2 separate regions of the Homo sapiens genome follow, and region 1 is linked to region 2. A link is an interaction called in ENCODE POLR2A ChIA-PET data of the cell type or tissue named here. Cell type or tissue: A673. All regions are shown on one strand. Each heading gives the region's core, and the rest is flanking DNA. Links, peaks and the distances in the headings are about the cores only. Region 1 has its middle 90 kb from the start of HNRNPA1L3. Region 2 overlaps LOC105371253.

Region 1 (14,974 bases), core at 3,461-8,460, 420 kb before region 2:
ATGAGAGGTGAAAAAACCAACCCAGGAAGTCCAACTAGGTGATTTCCCAGAGGAGAAAGGACCCACGAAAAGCACACAGTGGTTCAAACCTAGGGTTGGCAGAGGGGAAAAGAGTAAGTTCTGTCTTTAACAGCATCTTTTGTACCGAACAGCAGAACATTAAGATAATAAAACTATTCTAGAGTCAGCTTAGTCTAACAAGAGGCATTCAGAATCACACCAGCTTGGAAATGCTGGAAATCACAATGGCAGAACCACTTCCTTTGGGTTTATCTGTGACGGTTCATGCATGTGTGTGAGTGTGTGTGTGTGTGTGTGTGCACATGTGCATGTGGGTGTGTAGAAGAGAGAGAGGGATAAAGACAGAAGACAGAAAGATGATTAAGACTGCTTGCTCTGCCTCAGACCTGGGTACCAGCCCTAGATCCACCACGTCTCAGCATGGTAAACCTGATCACCTCAACAGGACTCGTGGAATCTCTACTTATTTACTTCCAAAATGAGAGTAATTTGTGAACTCACTACATAGTTAGCCATGAGGGTTAAATTTTTGCAAAGTGTGAAACACAGTCTTCTGAATATGACAACCGCTAACCAAATGTTAGCTGGTCTATTATATGATTATATCCAAAAAAAAATGTTCATGTGGGTTTTGTTGTAGTTCTCAGCAGAGAATGTGGAAAATAATTTACTGACTGTCTCAGCAGCAGAACTATTGCAATTACTGGAGAAGACTTATTCCATTTTTCTCCAAGAGCTTCCAAGGGGACCTGACTGCCAGCACATGGAAACGCCAGGACAGAGACCCAGGTCCCCTGTGGCCATGTCTACATTAGGACCAAATATCCTATGTTCTCAAATATCTGCATGCAGCCCCACATAGTAACTGTAGCACTTTGAGCAGAGAATGAGATCAAGAATACTGCTTGAGACAGAATTCCCAGGATACATGTGCAGTTTAGCATGGGGGTCAGAGGAAGGGGCAGGGTTTCAGAGGCAGCAGATCAGGGGAAGTCAAAACCCATCCCCCTCCTTCTTCCCATATCCAAGCCCTCCCTGAGCCCTCCAGATTTGACTTAAATCCACTCCTTTCTTTCCATAGCCTCTGCAAACCCTCTGCGTTCTCACTAATGCACCAAAATCTGTATTTGTTTCTTAGAGCTGTTGTAACAAAGTGAAACAAACTGGGTGTCTTAGTATAATAGAAATGTACTGTCTAAAGTTCTGGAGGCCAGAAGTCCATGATCAAGGTGTAGACCGGGCTATCTTCTCTTTGAAGATAGTAGAGCTAGGGGAGGATGTGTCCCAGGCTTCTCTCCTACCTTCTGGTAGTTTTTTGGCTTCTAAGCAACAACAACAACAACAACAACAACAAAGCATGACTGCAGTCATCACATGGCATTCTTTCTGTGTGCCACCATACCAAAATCTGTGTCAGTCAGAGTTCTCCAGAAAAAAGAACCAATGAGTCCAGGCACAGTGGCTCACGCATGTAATCCCAGCACTTTGGGAGGCCGAAGTGGGCGGATTGCCTGAGGTAAGGGGTTCGTGACCAGTCGGGCCAACATCCATCTCTACTAAAAATACAAAAAAAATTAGCCAGGTGTGGTGGTGTGCGCCTGTAATCCCAGCTACTAAAGAGAATGAGGCAGGGGAATTCCTTGAATCAGGGAGGTGGAGGTTACAGTGAGTCAAGATTGCACCACTGCACTCCAGCCTGGGCGACAGAGCAAGACTCCGTCTCAAAAAAAAAAAAAGAAAAGAAAAAAAAGGACCAATGGGAGACATACACGTATTTTTTTTCTCTCCCCTCTCTCTTCCTCTCTCTCCATATATATATAATTATAAATACATATGTAACCATATATATAATTTATATATGTAATTATATATATAATTAACTCATATATACTTATATATATTAGTTATATATGAATTATAATTATATATCTGCATTTATTTCTCTATATATGTAATATATGAGGAATGAATATATATAATTATATATACATATGTATTATACACCAACATATTATGTACATATGTGTATTATATATACATATATAATTATATATTCACCTCATATATATTTACATATAAATATATATTTATATAGGTAGATATTTATATATAAATTAGTGAAAGCAGCCATTTCTACCCAAGTCTCTTCATGTAAGTGGCCTACCTGAAACACTGAGGTTTCAAGGAGTTCCATGCGTCATCCCCGTCATAGGCTTGTGTGAGGGGCCCCTTCCTTCAGGTCTTCCTGTCTCTCCATTTTATTAGGGTTTGACATCAGTGACTCCATTTTGATACTGATAACTTTTGCAATATATACAAAACACACATACTATATATAATATGGATATGTACACATATGGTTGTGTGTGTGTGTGTGTGTGTGTGTGTGTGTGTATATAATGTTTGGGCTCAGGACATACTATCCCAAATATGACTATAGGAGACCAGATATGCCACCCCAATATATATTTATTTTGCATATTTGGAGCTGGTTATTCTGAAAAACTTCAGACGCAAGAGTAGCTCTGAAAAGTTGTTTTTTTTGGTAAAAGAAATTTACATCTATAAGGAAAATATGCATTAGTATCTGTATCAGAAGGAGCAGCTCCATTACAGCTTTTATTACCTGAAAGACTTACCTGCATAACAAGACAAATTTTATTCACTATACTTTTCCTCCCCTTGCCCTTCCATAAACTTGTCTCTACCACCCCTCGGAAGCCAAACCCCTATTCCTTTCTGTAGCTCAGGATATTAAATAAGCTTCAATCATCTGGCCTCTCTTGGAGTCTCATATATTTGCGGGACTCCTGTGCTCACATATGTAATAAATATGGTTTTGCTCCTGTTGATCTGTCTTGTGTCCATTTAAGTTGTAGCTCAGCCAAGGAACCTAGAAAGGTAGAGGGAACCATTTTCCCTCCTCCACAATACATACATACATAGTAAATACATACCTACATACACTACTTACTCAAACTTAGAGAGAGAGAGAGAGAGAGAGAGATTTTAAGAAATCGGCTCATGTGACTGTAGGGGCTGGCAAGTCTGAAATCCACAGGGCAGACTAGCAGGTTAGAAACTCAGGTAAGAGTTGATGGTACAATTTTGAGTCTAAAATTCTCAGAGCAGCAGGCTGGAAACTCAGGCATGCTTTCACTGTTGCAATCTTAAATAGATTTAGTCCCCACTGGTCTGCCCTTATCTTTTCTCGCCTTCTTCAATCCATTCCTCACATGGCAGCCACGGTGAGTTTAAAATGCAAATAGGGTCATGTGACAATTCTTCTTAGAACACTTCAGTGAATCCCTTATTGATTGTAGAATAAATTACAAACTCTTAATGGCCTGAAAGGGAGGGCCTCAATTTGTGCAGAATAGTTCTGGTTTCAAAGTGTTATTTTGGTTTTCATAGCACCTTCTTCCCTCAGATGTGTCCCGGGAAGATGACAAACTATACGATCAGCCTCCCTAGGCCTGGAGTGGCCTGGTGCATGCAGAATCTCCAGCCAATCTCATGCCAGTGTCCCCTTCTACTCCTCACTCAGGCCACACTGACCTGTCAGTCCCTCCCTCCACCAGCCTCCCTCCACTCTTGAAGACTTTACCTTGGCCATTGCCTCTGCTGGGGACTGTCTTCCTTCCAAGCTTCCTATATTTGTTAATTTCAAATACTTCTTGGATCTCAGCACCATTGTTACCATTACCCTGACCCTTTTCTAGAGAGATCTCCCTGAGTGTATTAGAATTCTCAGAAGAAACATAACCAAAAGAAATACTGTGTATATACAGTCATGTGTCACTTAGTAATGGGGATACATTCTGAAAAATGTATTATTAGGTGATTTTGAGGCTGTGCAAACATCCTAGAGTGCACTCACCCACACTTAGATGGTGTCGCCCACGACACACCTAGGCTCTATGGTATGGCCTATTACTCCCAGGCTACGAACCTGTCACAGCATGGGACTGTACTGAATACTGTAGGCAGTTATAACACAATGGTAAGTGTTTGTGTGTCTAAACATATCTAAACATGGAAAATGTACAGTAAAGATAGAATCGTATAATCTTATGAGACCACCATTGTACATGCAATACATCATTAACCAAAACTTCATTAGGCAGCCTATGACTATCCACGGCTTACTCTATTATGGAGGCGAAGAAATCAGTTCCAAGATCTGTAGTCAGAAAACCGGAGACTCAAGAGAGCTGATATGTAGCTAAACTCTGAAAGCTGACAAGCTTGAGATTCAAGAAGGGCCAAAATTTCAGTCTGAGTCTGAAAGCTGGAAAAGACGCAAGTTCCAGCTCAAGCAGTCAGGCAGAAGGGGTACCCTCTTACTCAACTTTTTTGTTCTATTCAGATTTTCAATTGTCTGGATGAGATGTGCCCACAATGGGGAGGGCAACCTGCTTTACTCAGTCTACCGATTCAAATGTCAGTCTCATCCAGAAACACTCTCACAGACACACACAATAATGTTTGGCCAAATGTCTGGGCACCCCATGGCTCAGTCAAATTGAAATATAAAAATTAACCATCACGCTCAGCTTTTCAATCATGTTTGCATAAGCCGATAGCAGAAAGAAGATGTGCATATGAAGTCAAGTTGCTGGCCTGAGATATCAGAAGGCATGCAATTGGAAAAACTCAGAAATAAGCCTATACGGCACAACATTGTGCGTAAAATGAAAATTGAAAGCTCTTGACTCAGACACACAGGCTGGTTTCTTTTCTTCCTTGTAGTCATTGGATAGTCTCTGCTGAACTTTAGAGTGTTGGGTGATGACCCAGGGAAATGAGGGATACATGGAGTTCATTTTTGACCATCTTCTTCCACACACTTCTATGCGTGGCTTGTTTCTGCATGATTGATTTACTGACTGGGAGGTGTCTGCAGGTGTGATGTTTCTGTCTCTTTCCTGCCAGCCTTCTTCCTTCCCCTCCCCTCCCTTCTCCTCCACTCTTACCCCTCTCTCTTCTGCCCTTCTCTCCATCTCTACTCTTTCTTTTCTCCCCTCTTTCTTTTTCTCTTTTCCATTTTGATTATTTAATGCATTCAGGCAAAGCTCCAGGAGACTAAAACCAGAGGGTCAGATTTCTCTAAATCTTAAGCCAGAAAACTAGACATGGTCCTCTTGGGCACTCTGCTTTCCCCACGACCTGGCAATTTTCTTTTGAAGCCTCCTTCTCACTGCCTGATGTCCTTGCCCGTCCTTACTTGATTCCAATGACAGCTTACAAGTAGCACCCTGATTTCCAGCACCCTACCCTCATCCTCCCCCCTCCCCATCTCCTCTACTCCTCCAACAGAGGTGAGCACTCTCAGCGAACTGATCTCTTCCCTTTGACGCAATTGGCAAAACCTAGAAATAAGCCTATACAGTACAACATTGTGAGTAAAATGAAAATTGAAAGCTCTTGACTCTCTTTCTTTCTCAAGAGCCTACCACGACTCCCTCTTGCCCAACCCATCAGGTCTGAATGTTTCTGCTTTGATTTCAAAGTTTCCTATGTTCTGGTTAACACCTGCCTTTTCAGCATCAGCCCCCACCAGAGCAGGCATGAGGCATCTGATGTGGTCTAAGCTCCTCAAGCTATTCTTCTCCAGCCTCCATCCTATCTCCAGGCCTCTACTTAGCCTTTAGGAACCCTTTCTCTCTGCTCCTCCACTCAGCCACATCTTCTGTGGCCACAATGACACTTTGGCTAAAGAATGATCTGGAGATGCACATCTCTCATTGTCCTGGCCTCTGTGTCTGTGTAGCAGTCTTAGGTGCTCTTATCTAATCAAATAATAGACTGCCACTCTTTGAAGGTAGCAGTTGTGACTTTGGGTTTAATTTATCACTGTGTCTGACACTCACAACATACTGCCAAATACAGACACATAATCATTGTACATATTTATGGGGTACATGTGATATTTTGAAATATGCATATAATGTGTAATGGGAGCCATGGGTGGAGCAGCCCCAGCTCCCTTATTCATCCCCGGAGTGGAAATTGGCAGGTCTCAGTGCACACTCTTCCACAGGGCTCTCTCCTGCCACTTGGAGGGAAGCAGAGCTCACCCACTGAGGACTCCCCGGGTCTCTTTCCATCCTGAGAAACGTGCATTTTCTGAGTCATGGAGCTGTGACGCAGCAGGATTACACATGTGCTGCCGTGAAAACTGAAATCAGAGCCAGGCGGGACCTCCCCTGAGTAAGGCTGCCTATAAATCGTAAAACCCTTAAATGAATAGCTTAGGGGCACAGGGTTGCCTTGGGTTAGGGTTAATTGGGCCGAGTACAAAGAGTTTTATGTTCATAACTTACTGTCCATTTACTCTTCCTGATTTTCTGAAAGTTATTTTGCTCTGGGGCAAATTTGTATTTGCTTTTCTGACAATGATCAGTTTGAAGCTGAACCCTTTTCAGCTGTTGGGAACTTGTAAGTTGCTCAATATCTACCAGATTTTCTCTCTGATGCATCTGCTTTGGATAGGTCGAAGAGGAGAAGAAGGGTTTTGTTTCGTTAAGTTCTCCTCCACACAGAAAATTGCTTCAAACTAATCTTTGCTTTCCTCTTTTAATGCCCTAAAAACATTTTTTGTTTTTAACTATTTATTCCCTAGCATTTTCTAGGCTAACACTCTAGCCTCTGTTTTTCAGTATTAAGCTGGGGGCAGAAGCCCAGACTATGTCCAGCTAGACTTGAGCCCACATACCTGGCCTGTCACTATTCACTTCGTGACTTGATTCCAGCCATTTAACCTCACTGAGCTTCAGTTTCTTCACATGCAGGTTGGTTCTGACTACAAGTCATGGTTTTTGTGTAGATTTAATGAAATAATATTGTATGCACAAGGTACTACTGTATTCCAGGCAAATAGTTAATGCACTAATGCTATCACAGGATACTGACTAGAATAGTGGTTAAGAATGCAGGCTCTGAAGCTAGACTGCCCGGGTTCAAATCCCAGTTCTATTTTGGACAAATTAGGTTAAACTCCCTGTACCTCAGGTTCCTGGATTGTAAATGGGAGGCCATAATTACACTGCTACATTGGATTTTTCTGCAGATTAAATGAGCTGACATGTGGAAAATGCTTAGTCTTTTCTGGCACGTAGCGCACTATCAAAAAAAAGTGTTAAGATTACAGGAGGGTAGTCACAAGACTTCCCATCTGCAAAGCTGTTGCTTTCCAAATAACCTGCTCATCGTCAAATTAACTTTTCTCCTGAAATGAAACACACTCAACCCGTTATTCTAATCTCTCCAGTTTTCTCTCCTATGGCAAGGGCAGCTTGCCTGAGCACCTGCAAAGGGTAGAAGGCAGCATAGAATAAAATCCTGTGAAATGTCAAAATGTGAAAGAAGCTACAAGAAACACCATTCACTGCTTTACGTGGAAGGTGACCCACATATAGTCAGTTTGGACTGGATTAAAAACAATGGGAACACCGTTGTCCCCTCCTGTACAGCTAGAATTTCTTATTTGCAATTGAGAAAACTGACTGAATCCACAAAAGGAGATTCATAGAGATTTCATAGAGAGAAACAAAATTGAGACACCACAACACCCTAGGAGAAACACTGAAGTACTTCTGTTCCTGACTTGCCCAGTCCTGATTCCCATTCATATCTCCTTCTGGGAGATATCCTTGCATCCTTTCAAAAATATCTCTGGTATGCTTGAGCTGTTCTGAGCAGATTTCTGTTCCTTGTAAGCAAAGAGCCTTGATGAAGCCAGTCTTGATGGACATGTTGGATGGGACGACGTTGCCATCTCTTAAATCCCTGCAATGTCTTATAGCTACTCAGAAACCACATGTTCAATGAATGGTGGACTCTAGCACCATCACGCATGTGCACACTCACAAAGATAATAAAGCCAAGCTTACATGTGGAAGAACATATTGATAATTTTCTCTACCAAGAATCATATGGCTATGGCTATCAGGGATTCCTTTTTCTCACTTTCTCAGGCTGATGCACCCCTAAATGTTCTCGTTAGCTCTAGCTCTGATATTGTCATGATGGAGGTGGCAAGCAAACCCCTTCTTCTGACCAAAAAAAATTTAAAAATATCAAGAGAGGAAATCCAAGAGGGGTCAACTTAAGAAACAATACAAAGTGCACTAGTTTACAAACACTTAATTTTTTGGAACTCTTCCTTCATTCCTCAAAACCAGAAAGTGACATTTGTGAGAAAGAGCCCTGGGATGGCAGAGTCCCAAATCAGCTCCTCCCATGAGTCACACCCCAGACCTGACAAGGTAAGGGGGCATGACACAGGAGAAAGAGCACTGCTCTGGGTGTGGGACCACCTGGGTTCGGGGTGGGGGTTCCCGCTCTCTCACTGCGGACTCTTGGGAAAATCACTTCCCCTCTCGGACTTCAGTTTCTCTCTTGCTAAAATGGGGAGGTTGGGTTTTCACACCAGCCTGTGCCTCAGAGCCACCTCAAAGCTCTCACCATACCTCATGTCTCAGGAGCTCTGGAGTCTGTAGGAACTGGGGGCTCATGTAACTCATAAAGGCTTCTCTACTTTTTTGCCTTGTCCTAAAACAATTGGCTCACGTGAGACTTTGTCCAGTCACCAGTGACTTGGAGATTCTCAATGTGAGTTGAAATGAGGTAAAATGTACAATCTAAGAGGCTAACAGCAGCTTTACTTTCTGCTGAGAGTCTAACCTTTCCCCTGCCTTATTCCTTAGAAGCACATGATTGAAATTGAATTTTGAGTTTTAGACTTCAAATGCATCATTTCTCAATATATAATTAATTGTTAATGATGGCATGAAATTTAGAAAATCACAGATTCTGATTCTAAATCCTAACTCCAGCCCTTTGAGTTATTTACTTGGGAAGTGATTCAGCGTCCCCAAACCCCAGTTTCCTTGTGGGTACAATTGGGAGAGTTTGGACACATGCTTCCGAGCGTTAAGGCAGATAATTCATACAAAGCATTTATTCCTCTGACTTGCACAACATTAAAGCTCAGGGCATGTCAGCCACTATTACATTCTTCTTCTGATACTGATAGAGTCCCACGCTGACCCCACCGTGGCCTTTTAATAAGACCGCCAGAGGCTATTTGGTGTGGGACCCTTCCTTTTACTGGAAAGTGAATACCTTTTCATGACCCAGAAACAAGCATCACACACTCCCAAGACCCGTGATTTGAGTCATGGGAAGAGACACTGAAACTACTGCATTGTTTATCTCCAAGGCCTTATGCAATGTTTTTCCCACTATTTTTAAGCTCCCCAGCCTTGCCTTTCCCCTACTTCAACTCCCTAAAGCTCAGCCCCTTGTTCAGTTCAGCTATTTCAGTTTTGGGTTGAATGGTCTAGACAGGAACCAAAAAATGCGCAGTCTGCATACAGGTCCCCCTGTGGGCCCCACAATTTTTCCGAAAAGAGTATACGGACATGGGACTGATTGACAGAGGAACTTTAATTTAATGAACTAATCCATCTAAAGCACACACCACGAACCTGGTACACCATAGTGCTCCATAAATTGTGAAAATACAATATTATGATTATCTGTAGACTTTAAATCCCTTGGCTTTTATTTGCTTGGCCTTCTTCTATTCTTAAGAGAATATCCTGGAACCATGGCCAATAGCTCAGCTACCTTGGAGCAAAATAGGAAAGACAATTCAGTCTCATTTGGGTGGACTTCTCTGGCCCTTGACACAATTTTGTTATAAACCTCCCCAGTAGTTAGCAGTAGCTGTACAACGCACAAACACAAAATCTCAGTGGCATAGAACAATAGGCACTTACTTAGTTCACATGCCCATGAGGCAGCTGATCTCATCCTCCTTGTGGTGTCAGTGAGCTAGTCTGGGCATGTCTTTCTCATAGTCATGGAGGACACACCAGAGTACACTTATACAACCAAGCACACAAACACATTTCAAGTCCCTGCCACATCCCGTCTGCTAAGATTCCATTGGCAGATACAAGTCAGGTGATCATACCCAAGATCAAAAATGAAGTATATTTCTCTCATGGAAGTATAAGAGAGAGAGAGCAACTATTTCTGAAAAGGAATTCTTTAATCCACCACACCATTCCAAATTCCATTAATTCCCACAGTACTCCAATATGCACTTCTGACATTCTCATATGTGATGCATGTTGGGTAGATGCAGAAATGGGGAAATTGTCCTTTTCTGTTCCTGGACCAGCTGGAAGGAAGTCCCTCTCTATACCTCCTCCACGCTGCCATTTTGTATTCATTCTGCAGGCAGCTGCTTCATAATCTCTGGACGTTGCATATATAGATATTTTGCATCTCTTGCTAAGCTGAGAAAGTCAACCAAGGCTTCTACTTATTTTGGGTCTTAGAGAGCTCTGGAGTGGCTTTCAAGGTGTTGCTAACTTTATCTCTCCTTGGAAGATTCCCCAACAATGCCAGTCCCCCATTGCCAGAAGCCTGGGTCCTGTTCCTGTGGTCTTGTTGCATCCTCTGCACACTTCCATTAGGGAATTTCTGATACAGTCACTATCATGGTTGGCTCATCAGGTTGTGTGATCAGTGTTTCTAAAAGGATGGCCAATATTCTTCTGAATCAGAATTTTCTGGGGTACTTGATATAATTCCGGTTCCCAGCCCTCCCCATCAAAGGTCATATATGAAACATTCAACAACTGGGGGGAGTCATACGAATCAGGCAGTATGTCACCTGCAGCAATAAGGGGCTTCAGAACACTCAACTCAGCAAAACATTACTCTTTTATTCACTGGAGAATTGCAAGGAGTCCTGGGTTGGGGTCAGGACAGTTAGTGGGACTGGAGGGTAGACAAATGTCAGAGGGACTGTGACATTTGGTATTTACCAACAAATAAAGAAGTATTTTAATATTTCAATAATAAATTCATCTGTCCTGGTATGTTCCACTTGAACTATCTCTGTTTAGTCTTATTAGTCAAACTTTCTGGGGGTGAGGTTCAGGAATCTGTTTTCAGCAGGTTTCAAATTTTGTTCAGCCCCAGGAGTAACTACTCATCTACTTATCTTGAGCAATGTTTTGTTTTTAAGTTTGATAGACACCAAAAAAATACAGACAGCATAAAGATAAACCTCTTTGCATTAACTACTAGAAACCTCATAGCAAAAAGTATGACTTGCTTATCTTCAGCAAGTGGTCCACCTGGTAGTATTTTGCTGGGGTCATGAACCTGGTTCTGACCAAGGAGTTGTGAGTGGGTAGTATGCTACCTCTGAAAGAAAGCATTTAATTGCGGATTTGAGACCCTCCAGAGCTGTCTTCCCCTCTGAAAGCAACACGTGAGAAGGTGGTTGCTCCATCATCCTGAATTCTGGTACAAGGCTGTGAGAAGAAGAGCACCTAACCACCCCTCAGTGGACATAGGCATAGATGAGAAATAAACTTTTGTTGTCTTAAATCACTGAGATCTCAGGGTTCTTTGATACTGCAGCAAAACTTAACCTAATTGAACTCGTGATCTGCCCTCCTCGGCCTAATTGAAATTTAGGGTATGGATTCAGTGTTGCCTTTCTTCAGAGCCCTTAGCCACTGCCTAATATATCATAATAATCATTAATTACCATCCACTGCACAGATAAGGTCAAATGTAAGAAGACACACAGAAGTGCTTTGTAATCTATAAACATTTTACAAACATTTTGGAAAAGCAAGTGATTCTATCAAACTTAATGATATTGATCTTGTCCCCTCAATAAGGCTGTAAGGTCTTTAGAAGAAGAGATTCTGTCCTTGAGGAATTTGAGAGCTTAGATATTTCTAGGATATACCTACCATGTTATAGGACTCCTGACAAGTTCTTAAAGAATTCTTCCCAGCCATGTGGAACTGTAAGTCCAATTAAACCTCTTTTTGTTTAAAAAAAAAAAAGGATTCTTATAGAATTGCATTTAATGGGTGACACAGAAAATCAAGAAAATAGCTTTTGTGACACAGAATCCCTTTTTTTATTGATTCTCATAATAATGGGAATTCTCCTGTTAAATCTTTAGAAGCAAAATTGCTTCCCTTTATATGGGACAAAAAATGGGAGCTTTCTAGCGGCCAATGTTTAGTTCCTGAGGAAGGTGTGAGAGGACGGATGGAGGTCAGAATGGACTGTCCCTGACCCCAGGGATGAGAGATGGAGTAAATCATGAATATGATCACTACTGAAGCTGAGAAAGAGCCTATTAATGTCATGTAATGAATTTCAAAAAAGATACAGTTGCACTTAGGGTATTTAAACCTTGGAGGTTTAAACTAAATCATACTTGTCACATGCACACATTGTCACTAATGAGCTTATGTAAATATTTAATCTTCTCTATTTGCATTACTCAGCCCAGCCTACCTCACCAGCCCCTTCTCCCAGCCTTCTCTAACACCATCAGCCAGCCTCCTGGAACTTTGGTTTCTGTAATTTGCCGTGCACTTTATGCCTCTGGCTATAACATGTATATTTCCCTCTGTCTGAACTTCCGTCTTGCATGTTTCCTTTTCTACCTACTAAACACCTACACATCCTTCAAGGCTCAGTTCAAATACATCCTCCTCTTTGGGGAACTTTGCCTGAACCATTTACAACTCTCCTACCCTAGTAGAATTTTATTTTCCTCTTCTATGCCCCCATCACCTTGCTATCATTCCATAATCCTGGGTATCCTATCTATTTATTCAACAAATACTTATGAAATCTTGCTAGGTGCCAGTCCTGGAGCCAGGTGCTGAGTGTACAGAAGTGAATAAAAATTCTAATTATTTGTAGCTATGAGTTCATGGACAGCAAGTGTCTTATCCATTTATTTAACTTCCAAGGATAATGCGTTTGCAGTCCTAAATAAATAATAAACACAGAATGTGTTCTCTTTATATCTCTTTAATGGGTGGCACAGAGGTTCAAGAAAATAGCTTTGTGACACAGAATCCCTTTTCAGTCCACATTCTACTTCTGCCTATATCCATCAGGGCTGTTTCAGTTGGAAGTATCAGAAATGCTATTCACACCACTTTAGCTACAAAAGGGAAAATACTGGCTCGTGGATTCCAGGAAAGATTGACCATTCAAGCTGGGGGAATGTCAAGGAAGGTGACTAATTTTAGGAACAATAACAGTAACAAATAGTGGATGCTATTCAGAATCTCTCTGTGTTTTACCTTTCTATTTCTCTTTGCCTATTCTGTTAATTTTCACTGTCTGCAGCCTGGTTTTCTTGGCATGGCAGGAAACATGGTCTTCAAGAACGTCCAGGTTTTAGGTCTTACAGCTCTAACCACGGATGACAGACTGCTGATTTCTCCTGCTTACAGTCTGTAAAGTTCAAGGGAAGAATTCCAATTGGTTCAGCACCAACTATTTGCCAATCCTGGAGTTACCCAGTGTTACCAGGAGATTAGAGAATGATGATTGGGTAGGTTGTCTCAGATGTCCAACCCCAAACCACCAACAAAGGCTTTGGGGGTAATGTAGCGCCATCAGTTTCTCAAAAGCAAAGGAAGATGGTAAACAGATCATCACAGTTTTCTGTCACTGATTCCGTCATTCATTTAACATTCTTTGCATACATATTATGTTTAATGCATCATGCTAAGATGGACTGAGAAAAAGAAATAAATAATAGGCAATTACTTATCTGGTCATCTGGTAAGAGACACTAGAGAGGGATTGTGGCATAGTGGTTAGAAACTTGGGGTCTAAAGCCAGAACACCAGGATGAAAATCCCAGCTGTATGATTTACATGGCTGTGACCTTGTGCCTCTCTGATCACAGTGTCCTCATCTGTAAAATGGGGATAAGGCTCACATCATCTCAGGTACCAGTTGTGAGGCTTAGTGAACCACACATGAAGCATGTAACATAGTGCCTGGCATGGAGTGAATACTCAGTAAGATGTTCACTATTCATTTGTGCATGCTCATACATCAGGACAGAAGGAATTATGTTTCAAAATGATGATACACAGAGCTCAAGATTCAAAAGAACTCCGACAATTAACACTGACAGTGGGGCCCAGAGAGGAAGAAGAATTTAGTTTAACCTTAGCAGATGAGCAGCATTTTAATACAACAGCAGATAAATGACGTTTAAGAATAATGGACAGGATGGGTGCGGTGGCTCACACCTGTAATCCCAGCACTCTGGGAGGCCGAGGCGGGTGGATCACGAGGTCAGAAGATCGAGACCATCCTGGCTAACACAGTGAAACCCCGTCTCTACTAAAAATACAAAAAAAGGAAAAAAATTATCCGGGAATTGTGGCAGGCACCTGTAGTCCCAACTACTTGGTAGACTGAGGCAGGAGAATGGTGTGAACCCGGGAGGGGGAGGTTGCAGTGAGCCGAGATCATGCCACTGTACTCCAGCCTGGGCAAACAGACCAAAAGAAGAGGATGTGAAGTGAGCAGAAGATCCAGAAGTTCTGATTTGTACAGGGTTTCTAGAGCCTACAATTCACAGATGTATAGGGTAGGAGATGTGGCTGTCAAGGAAGTTGACTGTGAAGGGACTGAATGCCACATAAGGGAGTTGGACTTTATCCCATAGACAGTGGGGAGCCATTGAAGGTTCTGGAGCTGAGAAGTAAGTGACGAGATCTAATGCACATTAATCATTGAGTAAAGACTTATTAGAGCCATAGTGGCCAGAAAAATAAATTAGAATTCCCTTTTAATCCCCCTTTTTTGCCCCAATTTTTGTTAGAGAAATAGTTCTCTTTCATTAGAAAACAGAATCATATGGACTATTATAAATGGCAACCAGTACCCAGTCCCAGTATTGGGCGGAATAGGAGATAAGGGGATTGTGGCAAATTAGAGGCCACATACCCCTCAAAAGGGAAAACCACTCCTCAGCTTCGTTCAATATTTACCAAGTAGGACTACAGGCCCAATGTTAATAAATATTATGATAATTCTAGAAAAGTGTAAAATCTGTTTTTATGTAAAATGTCTGTTT
Region 2 (14,974 bases), core at 470-5,469:
TCACTTAATGCAGTCACGTTTTTTCAGGCAGCTGAGAGCCACATTGCTGGGGAGTTCCTGATGCTGCGGGGTTATATAATCTGACTTAAACTGGGCCTCAACCCAGAGAGGTCAACATGTTCTTTATTTAATTGGTCTTTTAGGCATTTAAACGCACATGCATATTTGAAAGAAAAAGTCTATTAGAAAGGTTATGTAGAGTCAGCTTGAATATTTCATCAAGCAAATTCAAATGGATTCTTCCCCTCTCCCTGTTGTTCTGGGGCGGAGGGGGGAACAGGCTTTCTTCCTCCTGAGCACTGTTTTGAGGTGAGCAAACGGACTGAAGGGAAGCTGTGTCCAGAGGGGTCGCCGATTTTTTTTTTTTTTTTAATGTTTCAGGGAGCTGGTGAACCGCGCATCCGGCGGTTGTGCCCAGGTAAGGTAGAAAGCGTCGGGCCGCTTCCTGCAGAAGTTTCCACCAGGGCGCGGGCCACTCGGGTCCGCACTCCCCCGACCCTGTCGTTAGACTCTGTGCCGAGGGGGCGCCCTCAACCCCTGCTCGGCCTCCGGGTCCGGGTCCGGGTCCGGGTCCGGCGTTCCAGAAGGTGGGCGCTGACCTGGGCCGGGAGAGTTCAGGGGAGGGGGTGGGAGCCCCCAAAGCCAGAGAGGGCGGCGGGGGGGGCAGGGGAGAGGGTTGCGCGACGTCGTGATTGATGCTGAGAATCACCCCGAAGGCTTGGCACCCGAACATTTAGAGGGACAGATTTCTCGCTCTCCTCTCTCCTGTCCCGTCCCCTCCGCTCCAGGAGTGACATTTTTTCCCCAAGAGTGGGGACACGGATTGAAGGCCGGAGTTCCAGCCAGAACTCTGGTTCTGCGCGGGCCAGATGGAGCTGTTTCCGTTGCACAGACGACGTCCACAACTTCCCATCGCTGGGCGTGGCGAGGAGGGGCTGCCCCGGGCTGCGCGCCCTTTACGCCCAGGGACAGGGCCTGGGGACATCTGAGGGAAGTGATCCGGGGGGCTGCCGCCCACCGAGAGGGGCAGGCTTCGACAGCGCCACCCTGCCGCACATGCCCGGCGCCTCGCCGGCCCTCTCCAAAGGTGTCCAGGGGCTGCGCCGCGACACTTTCCACCGAGCGTCTGCCAGCAGCTGGACCCCGCTCTCCAATGGCCGCCGCCGCCAAGTCCCCGGGGCTCCCGCACTCCGGGCCGGGCGCGAAGGTCACCGCCCTGCACCACCTTGGGCTGCGCGTCCATTTCCAAGAGGCAGGCAGTGGGGAGAGGGGAGCGGGGGCGCTGTGTTCCCTTTCCCTCTCATCACTAACCTCCCACCTTCCAGCGGTTTCTGAAAGTGAGTTAAGGGGAGCAAAAGTCACTTCTCTTTCCGGAGCCATCAGAAGAGTTTAGGAAAAGGTCAGAGGGTCTCTCTGTCTCTCCGTCTCTTTCTCTCCAACCCCCTCCTCTCTCTCTCTCTCTCTCTTTTTCTCTCTCTGTGTCTCCTTTTGTCCCTGCCTATCCATTTATTGATTGACTATCTTTCTAATCTATTGATTATTACCTGCCCATTCATTCCCCTTTCCATCCATTTCCAAAATAAGAAATCGCCCTCTGCCCTGCTTCTCCTCCCAGTGTGAAAAATACACTCAGCCTTTGGGCTCGGCCCGCAGAACAGAACTGGATTTACATTTACAAAGCAACAGGGTTGAGGTGAAGGCAGCTGACGGGCGCGCACCCCCTCCTCACCTACTCCCCGACCCTTGCCCCGCTACGCCTCACTAGAGGTGCCTCGTGGTGGTATTGAAATCACCGAGAACCGAATTCACTGAATTAAGGAAGGATTGTTGCTGCAACTAAGTTCACAGAATTGTTTAGCTAAAAATATTCACTTTGGTGACAGTTTCCCCAGCTTTTTTTTTTAAAAAGGGGGGAATTGTAAAAATACAGAACAGCCCAGAGAAGAATTTAAGAAACGCTTTGTGTCTATCACTCAAAATTTACAAACGTTAGGAATTTGTAGTTTATTCGAGGTTTTTTGTTGTTTTTGTTCCCCCCACCCCTCCCCAGGAACTGCGTTTCCTGTTCTTCCTCTCTGCCTGGGTAGCTGTCATTCTCTCATTCTCTCTATCTTTCCTTCCTTATATTCCGTCGTGCTTTTTCTTTCTTCCTTCTCCCGTCATCTCCACTACCCTCCCTTTTCCACCCACCCCCCCGCCACGGGCTTCCTTCTTCCTGGAAAATATACTTGGAAGAGCAGTTTGGTGATTGACAGGGACCTGGGGAGGGGAAAAAAAGAGAGAGAGAACCAATGACAAACCCAAGCTGCTCGAGATGACCCCTCCCTCCCTCCCTCCCCCCCCACCCCCACCCCCGGTCTGGGTTGGGGAAGGGTGGGTAGCGTAAGGGAGGGGTCCTGCAGATCAGCTGGAGATACCTGAAGCTGGCTTTGCGCTTTGAGTTTTTACATCCCAATCTTCACAGGCCAGGTCTATTCAAATGGCTTTTTAGGGAGTGGAGGGAGGGCATTTTTTTTTTTTAATTACAAGAAAAAAATGTCTTCAAACAGAAAATTCTTAATGATTTGCAGTTGACATAAATTTCTAGCAGTAGATTATTTGCTTATTGTTTTTGGCATGTCGTGAATGTCAAGAATGAGAGAGCAAAAAAAAAAAAAAAAGCTCCTACTCTGTTAAAACTTAGCAGTCCTGTTAGAAAAATAAAGCAATGGATTATTTGCTAGGAGTTACACACTCCATCCCAAATGAAACAAATGTCAGAGTGGGTAACAAAGTGGAAAAAAGTATAAAGTGAATTTCAAAGGGCTCCACAGTAAAGCGCAATCTGAGATTCACAGAAAAGTAGAGACGGATAAGACAGGAATTAGGTCATCTCGTCCAGACCCCAGGAAATATGTCTAGATCAAAGCCTGCTCTGTTAGAATAAACAAAACAGGACCCATTGGGCCCTACCAATATTTTCATCTCAGTGCTAAGAGCTGCTAATCTAACCAGCTCTATTTGATGAAAGGGAGTAAAAATTACAACTGTAAAAATGACGACGTAATAAATGTCCTCTCAACTCTTAGAGGAAGATAAAGATTTAGATTTGAGCTAAAAAGTAACAAGATCCAGGCCCAGATCAACACAAACTTCCTGGAATTTTAGCACTAAGTAAATTATCTAATCCTAGCCATTGTTCCCTCCCTGCTGCCACCCCTCACCCCCACCCATCCCGTGTACCCCATGCAATTGAGTATGCCAGATGATTTACATTAAAAATTTGTTAAATTTTAACTGCAGTCTGAGGACATTGCAGGGGGCCTTTGGGGTTCCCTTCTTTTGCATTCCTTAAAGACCCACCGGTTTTCTGTCCCCCACCAACCCCAATGTGGCCTGCCCCCCTGGCAGTTGTTGGGGTAGCAGGCTGGACTTCTTTGTGTGGATGCTTTGTTTAAGCCCAGTCTTAAAGTTTGGGCTCTTTTTCCACCGTGAAGGGCAGATGGACAGAGGCCTGGCACGTGTGTCCCATCAGCCTGGCTTGGGGTCCACACAGTTCGGCAGCTCATTGATATTTTCGCAGCTAAGCTGAAGTACTGTGTAAGTACTGGGTAAGACTTTCACCGCCGACTTGATGGCCTTCAACCAATGACCAGGGAACATTCGATAGATAGAAACATCTACAAAAAAGGACAGGAAATCCCAGAGAAGGAAAATTGGACCAGGCTAAATCCCGGGTTGTAGTTCCTTACTGAGCCTGGCTTCCTCTTAACTGTTTAAACATAGGACTTGGCTCCTCTCATGTTTCTGTGTCCATCTGAGCTCAAGTTGAACAAAGACTCATCGGCCGCATGTCAACCTGGCTCCAGTGCTTTCTGAAGCTAGGGACGATGACAACGGGGGTGGCAAGTGTGACTGGCCTTTCCGAACGCCACCAGGAACAGACTGTTTTCTGTGTGTGGCCCCTGGCTGCTCACCTCGCCAAGGGCAATTCCAGGATCAGATTTTTACTTACATTCTGCGGAGGGCTTTGAAGACAAGTGAAACTGCATTGGAGGCCACACACAAGTCGATCCTTCCTTATAAGACCCAGAGTGGGACCTAGTCCAGCTGCACCAGGCATAGCTGAATCCTGACACAGTGCAGTCTGTTAGGTCATGGATGCCTGGAGACCAGGAGGTCACATCATCTTCTCATCCCAACTACATTCAGGATGAGGTCCTGGAAGTCACCTGGAAACAAGGGTAAACATGTAAACATGGTAGACCCCACTCCTGAGATTAGGGCCAGACAAAACATAACTATACTAATCAGCCTGCAGACCTGCTTCTGTATTCAGAATTTGGAATTCTCCATGTCTCATCTTGCTTGTCATCGTAACAATCCACTTAACAGATGACAAAACTAAGGCCCTGAGAGCAGAGAAGGAACATTTGGACACCAGGAGACCTGGAGCTATCACTAGCCTGAATGCCAACTTTGGGCATTTGGCAATCATTGCCTGATCAATGGTACCATTCCCCAAACTGTACCATGAGAGGTTAGACTTCCATCAATAGGCTCCAGTAGCTTCCTTCAAACTCTTGCCATGTTTATAACTACATTAGTGGAATCCCATCTTTACTTTTACTTATTTAATAATTTAAGCTGACTCCCCTTTTAAAACTTAAGTATATTTATTTCAAAAGGAATGGGAAACATTAAATTCATTTATCTCCAATAGTCTTTCTAATCCTGTGCCAGAGAAACCCTTATAGTGCAGAATGGTTTTACACTGGTGACGTTCCCCAAATTCAAAGTAATCTGAACAAATCCCACGGCTTCACTCATCGACACCCTTTCTGGGTTCTCTTCTAACCATCTGTCTCTTGTTTCAGACAAGCATGAGGTCTGTAAGTCTTACAGAGTTTTATTTAAACCCCATCTCACTGCCCATATCTGTCAATACATACCTTAGACCCGGCCTAGAGTTTTCCAAACTGCAGGATGTGACCCACTGGTGCATTATGAAATCAGAATATATAATCGCCAGGACTATTTTTTTTAATGTAATAGAACAGAAAATATCAGAGTATACCACATGTAGTAAGGGTAAGTGGTGTCTTGTGAAGCTTTTATTTCAGTTATATATATGTGTGCACTGGGCATGGTGCCGTTCTTAGCGTGAGTTGACATCAAAAAAGTTTGAGTCGGGCATGGTGTCTCAGGCTTGTAATCCCAGCACTTTGGGAGGCCGAGGAGGGAGGATCACCTGAGGTCAGGAGTTCGAGACCAGCCTGGCCAATGTGGTAAAACTTTGTCTCTACTAAAAATACAAAAATTAGCCAGGCGTGGTGGCGCGCGCCTGTAATCTCATATACTCGGGAGGCTGAGGCAGGAGAATGGCTTGAACCTGGGAGGCAGAGGTTGCAGTGAGCCGAGATTGTGCCATTGCATTCCAGCCTGAGCAACAGAGCAAGACCCATCTCAAAAAAAAAAAAAAAAAAACAACTTTGAAATGGGCCAGGTGCAGTGGCTCGTGCCCTGTAATCCCAGCACTTTGGGAGGCCAATGTGGGCAGATTGCCTGAATCCAGGAGTCTGAGTTTGAGACCAGCCTGGACAACATGGTGAAACCCTGTCTCTACAAAAACTACAATAATTAGCCAGGTGTGGTGGCATGTGCCTGTAGCCTCAACTACTCAGGAAGCTGAGGTGGGAGGATCCATTGAGCCTGGGAGACAGAAGTTGCAGTGGGCCGAGATTGTACCACTGCACTCCAGCCTGGGTAACAGAGCAAGACTCTGTGCCAAAAAAATTTTTAAAAAAAAGTTTGAAACATAAAGAAATGATAAATATTTCAAATGATGGATATGCTAATTACCCCATTCTGATCGCTATACATTATATGTATCAAAACATCACTATGTACCCCATACAATTATTATCATTTAAAGAATAAAAGCTACAGTAATATTAATTACACATAATTCTTCGTTTAAAAATGTTTGAAAGCTATTGACAAAGACTCTAAAAGATATGGTTATCCTCTCTGTTTCTCAGCTGAAACACAGAACCAGGGTCCTCAGAGAGAGGACTGACACTCAGGTTTTTGAGGATCAAGAGAGCAGGGATGAAGACACATGAAGACGAAGTGGATTCCAGAGTCTCTGCCATCACTCATCCACTGTGCAGAGTTTTCTAGCTGCTGCTTCTGCGAGGAAAGAGGCCAGCGCTGGCTCCTGGTGCTGGCTTGTGTGTGTTCTCCCCTCGTAGGCTGCTTCCACTTGGAGGATTTTAATAGCATTTCGTCGTCAAGGGGATTTCTCCTTAAACACACGCATGAGTGCAGAAGGGGAAAGAAAAACCTTGAGCAGGAAAGCTTAATGACTGCAGCAAGCGGCACTGTCTCTTTAAGATCCCTCCCCCATTGGTAATTGGGCCCAGTCTTGGGTAACTAAGATAACATCCCTCCCAAATCCTGCCATTTCTAGGCACCCTTAGTCACTGTGTATTAACTGTGGGGTTTAGCATAGCCTAATAGTATAAAGTCCTAAGAAGTCATTCCTAGAAGAGTCCTTGTAGAAATGCTGCTCTGATAGGGAGGTTGTCTGAGGACTTCAACAAAGATAAGATTCCAACTCTAACACACACACGCGCGCGCACACACACACACACACACACACACACACTTATTTACCTAAATGTCCAGAGCTAAGAGTGGCCAGGGAGGAACTTCTTTGGCTATATAGAGGTTGGTCTGAGTTGAGGCCTGAGTCATTTAGAATTATCCCTCTCAATCTGGGAGCAGAAGTGACTTGCCCAAGGTCAACTTATGAGTTGAAGATAAGATACACTAACTCATTCTTGGTTCTCAATTCAATACTTCCTGTTTAAATAATAATTTAAAAAAAAAAAACCCACCCTAGTAGTTCCTTTATCGGCATCAGCTCTTCAGCCTCTTCGATCCATGCCCTTTGCCAGGTAACTTACAGTCCCTCCCCACTTCCCTGCCTCTTTGGGTTTGACTATGTGGCTTGCTTTGGTCAGGAGAGTGAGGTCGATGCTATGGTGTGCCAGTTCTGAGCCAGGCCTCAAGAAGCCTGCATGTTTCTACTTGTGCCCTTGCACCTCTGAGAAGCACGTGACATGAGAAGCACGTGCCGGCTGCTCTCAGGAAAAGAGTGGAAGCCCTGTGGAGCGGAGCTATCCCCAGCCAACCCCAGCCAACCCCAACCTAGATGTACCAGAGTGAACCCAGCCACACAGAGCCTACCCACGGTTCTGTAGGAATAAACGGTGCTTGTTTTAAGCCACCAGCTTGGGAGCGATTCCTTACTTAGCATCACCGGGGCACAGTTAACCATTTCAATAAGATGTATTTAGTAATGACAGTAAGATGTATGCAATGATAACCGTGTCAGACATGGCTTTAGATGCTTTATTTGAATTAACTCATTTAATCCCTGTAACTATGACAAGAGGTAGGTGTTATCATTGACCCCATTCTATGGATAAGGAAACTAAGGCGCAGAGAGGTTAAGTGAAATGTCTAAGGTCACACACCTGGTAAGCAACAAGAATGTGAACCCAGACCTCCTGGCTACAGAGCACACATGCCGGTTCTTCATCACTATGCTGCTATTTTGCCCTATCTCAAGTCTCCCTGAGAAACCTGCTAACGGTCCCTCCCTAACTAAACCCCAGGTCTGGAATTATAAAAGAAAGAAACCTCACCCTGCACCTTCCCCACTCTGATGTTCTTAACTTTCTCTACTTTATATATAGGTCTCCAGAAGAAGAATTCTTAGCGATCTACAGGCAAGAGATTTGCTCTCTAAACTCCTCCTTCTCCCAGAAGAGCTCTCCTACCCAGAGTCCCTCATGCTCAGCATGCAGTGCAGACAGAAATAGCAGCCATCTACATGAATTGTGGATCCACGCACTCATTCCAAGATCTTCTTTCAGCGAGCAATGGATTCTTCATGCATGTGATCCTCACTACGTACCCTACAAAGACCTTGCTAATGCTTAGAGATCAAATTATTTGTGTATCTTTTCAGTGGAGGAAATGATCCATCCACCTGATAGTGTGTGAGCTTGTATCCCCTCCTTCTTTTTCCCTCTCATGGGAAAACAAATCAACTGTTTTTCCTTTTCCTTCTCACAGACTGCAAGTCATGCTATCTTTCACCAAGGAGGAAAAGTTGCATCTGAGTTATTGCTGTGAAGAAGTAGTTTGCAGGCACGGGCAGCTGGCATTTTTTTGTCTCTATGTGAAGAGGATCAATGCAATTCATGTTTTCTTGTTCGCACAAAGCTAGATTTGAAAATTCCTGGAAAATCAAGGAAATGTTTAGAGAAATTGTTAAAATTTTGGGAAACAGGAAATCTGAGAGGAAGGTCAGGTTTTCGTAGTCTGGATATGCTATCGGAGAAGTGAGAAGGGGTGAGAAGATGGGTAGGGTGAGCTTCTTTCTTTTCTAGGCGCTCATCCCCTGATTGGCCAATGTGTTGGTTTCCTAGGGCTGCTGTAACAAATAAAGCAATAGAAATGTATTCTCTCACTGTTGGGAAGCGAGGAGTCTGAAATCAAGGTGCTGGCAGAGCAGTGTTCTCTCTGATGCCTGAAGGGCAGAATCTGTTCCATGCCTTTCTTTTAGCTTCTGGTGTCACTGGCAGTCCTTGGCACTCCTTGACTTGTAGACGCACCACTCCAGTCTCTGCCTTCACCATCGCATGACAATCTCCACCTCATCTCCCTCTGTGTCTGTACCTGTCTCTGTGTCTCTTCTCTTCTTAGAAAGACATCAGCCATACTGAATTAATGTCTACTCCACGGACTTCATCTTATCTTGATTATATCTGCAAAGACCCTATTTCCAAATCAGATTCCTACCAGGTTAGAGAGAAGCTGTCACAATAGCTCAGGTGAGGCACAATGAGGACCTAAGAAGAAAAGGAAGTATGAAAAGAGCTTTGGGTATTTTATTTTTATTTTTATTTTTTAGCAGAGTTCACAGTTCAGAAAGACCATGGCTCTCAGAGCTAAAAAGGTGCCCAGAGCCCCCAGGTCACAAATTGGAGACTCACAGACTGCGCTGGGCTCACAGATGTGTTTTAGTTGGCTCAGGCAGCATAGTTAACAAATTTGTAAGTGTTGCCAATGTTTAAAAGTCAGGAGGTCTCCTATAAAAGTTCAGATTTCCAGATTTTTTTTTGAATGTCAGATGATCTAGTGTTCTTGCCTTCCCACATTTCAACAATGGGCTGGCACAAAGGCATGACCATCCCCTTTGGAGGGAACAAATGTGCTCTCCACCTTTTTTTCATTCCCACCCAGCCATCTCACTCATCCACCCGCCTGCCGACCTCTGTCAGGTTTGACTTCTTGCAAGGGAGGAAAGGAAGGCCGAGAGACAGAAAGACTTTGCTTTCATGATGAGTGCAACCACAGATGAGTCCAGCAGGGGCAGGTTGCGGTGGAATGGCCCCAACTCAGACACCTTCAAGGTAAAGAGACAAAGATACCAAAGAAGGCCATGCACAGCCTACAGGTAATTTCAAGAGAAGGGCTCCACCCGGAAGCCAACCTTTGGGTTCAGACAGGACCCTGGATTTCCTGCAGAATTTCTTGTGGGAGATGCTAGACAGAGAAAGGGAGAAAAAGAACCCAAGGGCTGGAAGCTGACCCTGACAGCGGGAGAGGGAGTTTTGCTGATGATCCTTTGCATGCTGAGGCTTTGTGCTTTAAAGGGACTTTCACATTCTGTTTTTATTAACTGTACAGTGCAGAGCAGATGGCACCACCATTCCCTCTTCTCAGGTGAGGAAATGGGGGTCTAGAGGATTTACTGTGAACTCTGAGGTTTGATAGTACATGATAGGGAGCTATTTAAATTCAGGATGTTTCCCTGTGAGCCCAGTGCTCTTTCCAAGGAAACACCCACTATTTTTTTTTTTTTTTTTTTGAGGTAGGATCTTTCTCAGTTGCCTAGGCTGGAGTGCAGTGGCACAGTCATAGCTCACTGCAACTTCAACCCCTAGGCTTAAGCCATCCTCCCACCTCAGCCTCCTGATTAGCTAGTACTACAGGCATGCACCACTATGCTCTGCTAATTTTTAAAAAATTTTTTTGAAGAGACAGGCTGTGTTTCCCAGGCTGGTCTTGAACTCCTAGACTCAAGCTCTCCCCACATAGCCTCTCAAATTCCTGGGATTACAGGCATAAGCCACTGCGCCTGGCCAACACTCACTATTTTGAAAGTTGTATTTGCTCTCTGGCCACAAGGCTGTACTTCATTTGTGTCTGAAGTTTCAACTCAGGCCTGGTCACAACAAAAGCTAAAAAGGTTAGCTTACCCCAGAAGGGACTGAGTTAGCTAAAGAGAACAATCTCTAATTAACCACTTACCCAGACCCTCCCTCCCACCTTCCCTCTGCCCTCTCCTGCTTCCTTCCCTCATCAAATAGTAAACTGTTAAACACCTCCTAAGTGCCAGGCAGTTTGGTAAGCACCAGGATTGCCCTCTGGTGCTCACAAAGCAGTGGTGATCACTGTGCGAGCTCACAGAGCGCAGTGAAGTGTTCTAGACACACAGAACACTAAAGCGAAGCCACAGAAAGGGACAGGGGCCCAGGAAGTCCTTCTCAGGCCCTGGGAATGTGCCTGACTGACCAGGTGGATTTCATTCATTTACTCAGCAAATGGTTAATGAGCATCTACTCTGCACTGGGCACTGTTCTAGGTGCTGAGGTTCATCAGTGCCCAAAGCAAAATAAGTGTCTGCCCTCAGGTTGCTTATACTCTTGTGAAATGTCTGGACGAGTAATTTACGTGGCTTTAGGCAGATCCTTTTCTAAAAGCTATTGCATTGCCCAAGTGGAATAACAGATCCTCGTAACCGCAATAACTGCTGTAGAGATATTTACATTCTGTATTATTGGGGCACAGAGCAAGGCAACAGCCAATGCGGTGAGACATAGACCAAACAACCAATGGCCATGAACAAGCTAAATAAGTGGCCTCATTTCCTGAGGCTTCTGCTTCTGGAAGTCTGGAGGACCAGAAAGCCCTACTGCTGTAGAAGTTCTAGATGCAGGAAGGATCCTTTTCACAAGAGCGTAACCAAGACAGTCACAGGCTGCATCTGAAACCTGAAAAAACAGCCCCCATCGTGGTTCTGGGGGAGATTGTTCCTCCCCAGGCAAGGTCCCCTTCTTGTCTAAATTACTTCCAGCCAGATAAGGGGCAAAGATCAAATCTTTTCCAGAATAAATGTCTTTATGATGATACAGGGGAAAAAAAAAAAACAGTAGCCGTCCATGCCCCCAAACAAACAAAGAAAAAGAAAAAAGAAAGGTAGCAGTCCTTATCTTTGAGTCCTCATTCACCACGTAGAGTCAATCTGAGAACACCCGTAAGTAGGTGGACTTGACCGTCACAGTGGGAGAAGGGGCCACTCAGGGAGCACAGAGAAGTCACGCTTTGCTTCTGCTCTCAAGCCTTGTGGCATCCTACTTTAGTACCCTTTCATAAAATAGAGTGCTGATAGAAATTGGGATTTTAATTCTAGTTCCCTTTAACAGAATGTAGCAATTTGGGAGAAAACAGAGTGTTTATTCTTGAATTAGTGATGGTCGTTAGAAATAATAGCTATCGGCTTCAAAGGACAAAGAGATAAAGTTAGGAGCCGTGGTCAGTTGAAAGAAACATTTCTTGATTAGAGAGCTATAGCATAGGCACAGGGCTTGGATAAACGTGGTCTTTTTCTGACCACTGAAAGAAAAGAAGCAAGACCTGTCCTAAAATTACCAAAAGCTGTTGCAATTAAAAAAAAAAAAAAGTCCATGTTAATTAGAGAAAAAGAGAGAGACATTTTACAGAGTCAAGGAAGATCACATAGATGACCACGCCAAGGAGACGTGTAAAGTGTTGCAAAGTATCGTGGGGAAGAGGAAAAGGGCAATGAGTGAGATTCATGATTGTTAAAGGTTAGTGAAAGAAGTCTCTACTGATTCCGCAGTGTTTGCATTTCTGTTTTTTAAAATATGAAATACTATACAACATAGTAAATGTGTATGCTTAGTTGCATTAATGAAGAACATTCCCTGTCTTTTAAAAATAATCTAAATGGGCTGGGCACAGTGGCTCACGCCTGTAATCCCAGCACTTTGGGAGGCCGAGGCAGGCAGATCACCTGAGATCAGGAGTTCAAGACCAGCCTGACCAACATGGAGAAACCCTGTCTCTACTAAAAATACAAAATTAGCCCAACATGGTGGCACATGCCTGTAATCCCAGCTACTCGGGAGGCTGAGGCAGGAGAATCACTTGAACCCGGGAGACTGAGGTTGCGGTGAGCCGAGATCGCACCATTGCACGCCAGCCTGGGTAACAAGAGTGAAACTCCGTCTCAAAAAAAAATATATATATATATAAATGGTAAAATAAATTTCAAGGTCTAATGCCCACTTGAAAGAATCTTTCTAGAGCCAATAAGTTCAGATTTCAAGGTTTCAATTCAGGCCCTACAGTTCAGCCAGAAAGGCTAACATAGGTATAACCTGTGGCCTCCTAATTCCAAAGCAAAAATCACAGTATGATCAGGTATTTTGTTACTCTCTGATCATTTATCACTAAAAATCACACAGCTTCCATTTTCTTCTCTGTCAAAGCTTTGTTACGATACATCATGCTGGTCTGAATCAGTGCTGCTCAGATTTTCATGTATATTTAAATGACATAGAATGTTATTGTTGAAACGCAGATTCTAATCCGGTAGACCTGGGGAGGGGCCTGAAATTCTGCATTTTGACAGGCTCCCAGGGGCTGCTGCTGCTGTTGCTGCAGGCATGTGGACCACACAGTTAGTTCACTCATCATCTCTGTTCCAGCCACCCCAACAACGTTTGAGTGAGGGAATACTCTGGAGCTATGGCCCTCAAAATTTCCAGTGCATCAATATCACCTTGGAAGCTTGTTGTAAAATGCAAATTCCAGGGCTTTGGCCCCAAAGATTCTGATTTGCTGCTGCCACCTCCCTATGTGGGTAGACCTGAGCTTGGTGGCATCAGGACCAGGCAGTCAGGGTCCTGCCATCTTCCCAACCTGGCCTCCAGCTTTTCTTGAAAATCTCCAGCTTTGATGGCCTTTCTCCTCTTCTCTGAATGTGCCATGCTCGCTCTGTATATTTGAACTTAAAAAAATCAAACCTGGAAAACTATCCCCAAATCTTCCCAGTTTCCTGGTGACTCTCTGTATCTTTTTTTTTTTTTTTTTTTTTTTTTTTTTGAGACAGGGTCTTGTTCTGTCACCCAGGCTGGAATACAGTGGTGCAATCATAGCTCAGCTCACTGCAGCCTCGACCTCCCAGGCTCAAGTGATCCTACCAGCTCAGCCTCCCAAATAGGTAGGACTACAAACATGCACCACCACGCCCGGCTAATTTTTGTATTTTTGTAGAGATGGAATTTCACCAGGCTGGTCTCCAGCTCCTGGGCTCAAGCTATCTGCGTGCCTCGGCCCCCCAAAGTGTGGGGATTACAGGCGTGAGCCACTGCACCCGGCTTCCTTTTGTTCTTCAGTTCTCAGCTCAAATGTCACCTCCTCAGAGGGGCCTTCCCTGACCACCCAGGCTAAAGTAGTGCTGTCTCCCATAGTCTCTCTCTTTTTTTTCCCCCGTAGTCTCTCTATTGCCTTCACAATCCCTGTTACTCTCTAGAATGATCTTGTCTGTGTGTTTGTTTATTGATTCACTGTCTGTCTTCCATGGGAGTAGGGGCTCCACCTGCCTTGTTCCCCCCACTGAATTCCCAGTACCTCACACAGTGCCAGAGAATTGAATGAATGAAAGGATGCATGAGTCCACCCAGGTTGAGAAGCAAGGTGTAGAATAAAATAATGTCATGAGTTCTGGCCTTAGAAACTTCAGACTGCAGAGTGAAGCAGATGCGAGGGTTTAATGAGGAAAAGGATCAGATGAGTAGGAAAGGAATTGCTTTGCTTCCTTCAGGGTGTGGAAGAAAATTAAATTAGGAATAGAGGATGGCAGCATGTTGCAGCTTTCTTGTTCATGTGCTGTATAATACAACATTCTTTGTCCTTTTTCTGTGTCTGATTTTGAAATTATAAAAATACGTGCTCATGGTAGATAATTGGGGAAAGCAGAAAAATTTAAATAAGAAAATATAGATGGCATTGTCCTACCACCCACGGAGAGCTATGGTTTTCATTTTTGTGTTTTTCCTTTTAAAATACTTTCTATATTTTCAAATCTGTATATCTTACAGAATCCATACAGGGCACATAACATATAATTCCATGTTCTGCTTTTCTCTAATGCCTATAGTATCTTTACAAACATGTTTTTAAGTGATTGTTTAATATTCCATTATGTGGATGGAAATACATCATTAATTTTATTTATTTTACTCTATGTTCAGAAAAGCATTCTAACTTTGTGCTAGCTCTCTTTTAAATGGAATAGAAACATCTAATAAACGAATTTTTCCCTTGTTCAGAGTAGTGGTTCTCAACTGGGGATAATTTTGCCCCCAAGAGACATTTGGTCACGTCCAGAGATATTTTTGGTTGTCACAACTGGGGAGAGGAGGGCTGCTATTGGCATCCAGTGGGCAGAGGGCAGGGTTGCTACTAAACATCCCACAGCACACACAACAGCCCCCTAACATCAAAGAATTACCCAGCCCAAAGGTCAATAGTGCCGAGGTTGAGAAACTCACTATCTAGGACAGTATCAGGGTTAATATTCAACATCCACTTAAAATTCAAATTAGCATGCTATCATTAAAAGTACAGGACTTTGCCCTGGGATTCTGCATTAGAATCATGTCTCAGCTAATTAGAAGTCTAGTTACTAGAATCTAGAATAACTGAGTTACTAGAATCTAGAATAACTGATATTTTACCTGCATAATTCTTATTTTATTAGAAATTTTAAAATATCAGTTATTCCAGTGAAACTGGAAAGTGAAACTAGAGATTGTATTTTTAA

What was found. Peaks named below come from ENCODE experiments on the same cell type or tissue, not always from the same donor. Only the 100,000 strongest peaks of a DNase experiment are listed, where the experiment ranks them.
Region 1: POLR2A ChIA-PET joins it to region 2 with 8 read pairs; 2 of 35 experiments call an interaction of 5 or more read pairs at or near these places.

What each region holds. Positions count from the first base shown.
Region 1 is chr16:51,548,393-51,563,366 of GRCh38, reverse strand. No RefSeq gene overlaps it. Among named protein-coding and RNA genes, the nearest start is that of HNRNPA1L3, 90 kb to the left of the region's middle. In A673, for the core only: a CTCF peak has its summit at 6,123; a DNase peak (open chromatin) is centred at 6,166; H3K27ac peaks cover 1,424 bases.
Region 2 is chr16:51,120,620-51,135,593 of GRCh38, reverse strand. LOC105371253 reads left to right here. Exons shown (of 2, transcript XM_017023963.3): 1 at 1-418; 2 at 789-1,846. The coding sequence starts at 373. The coding sequence ends at 1,393. Among named protein-coding and RNA genes, the nearest start is that of SALL1, 23 kb to the left of the region's middle. In A673, for the core only: no CTCF peak of the experiment used is centred there; no DNase peak of the experiment used is centred there; H3K27me3 peaks cover 1,669 bases.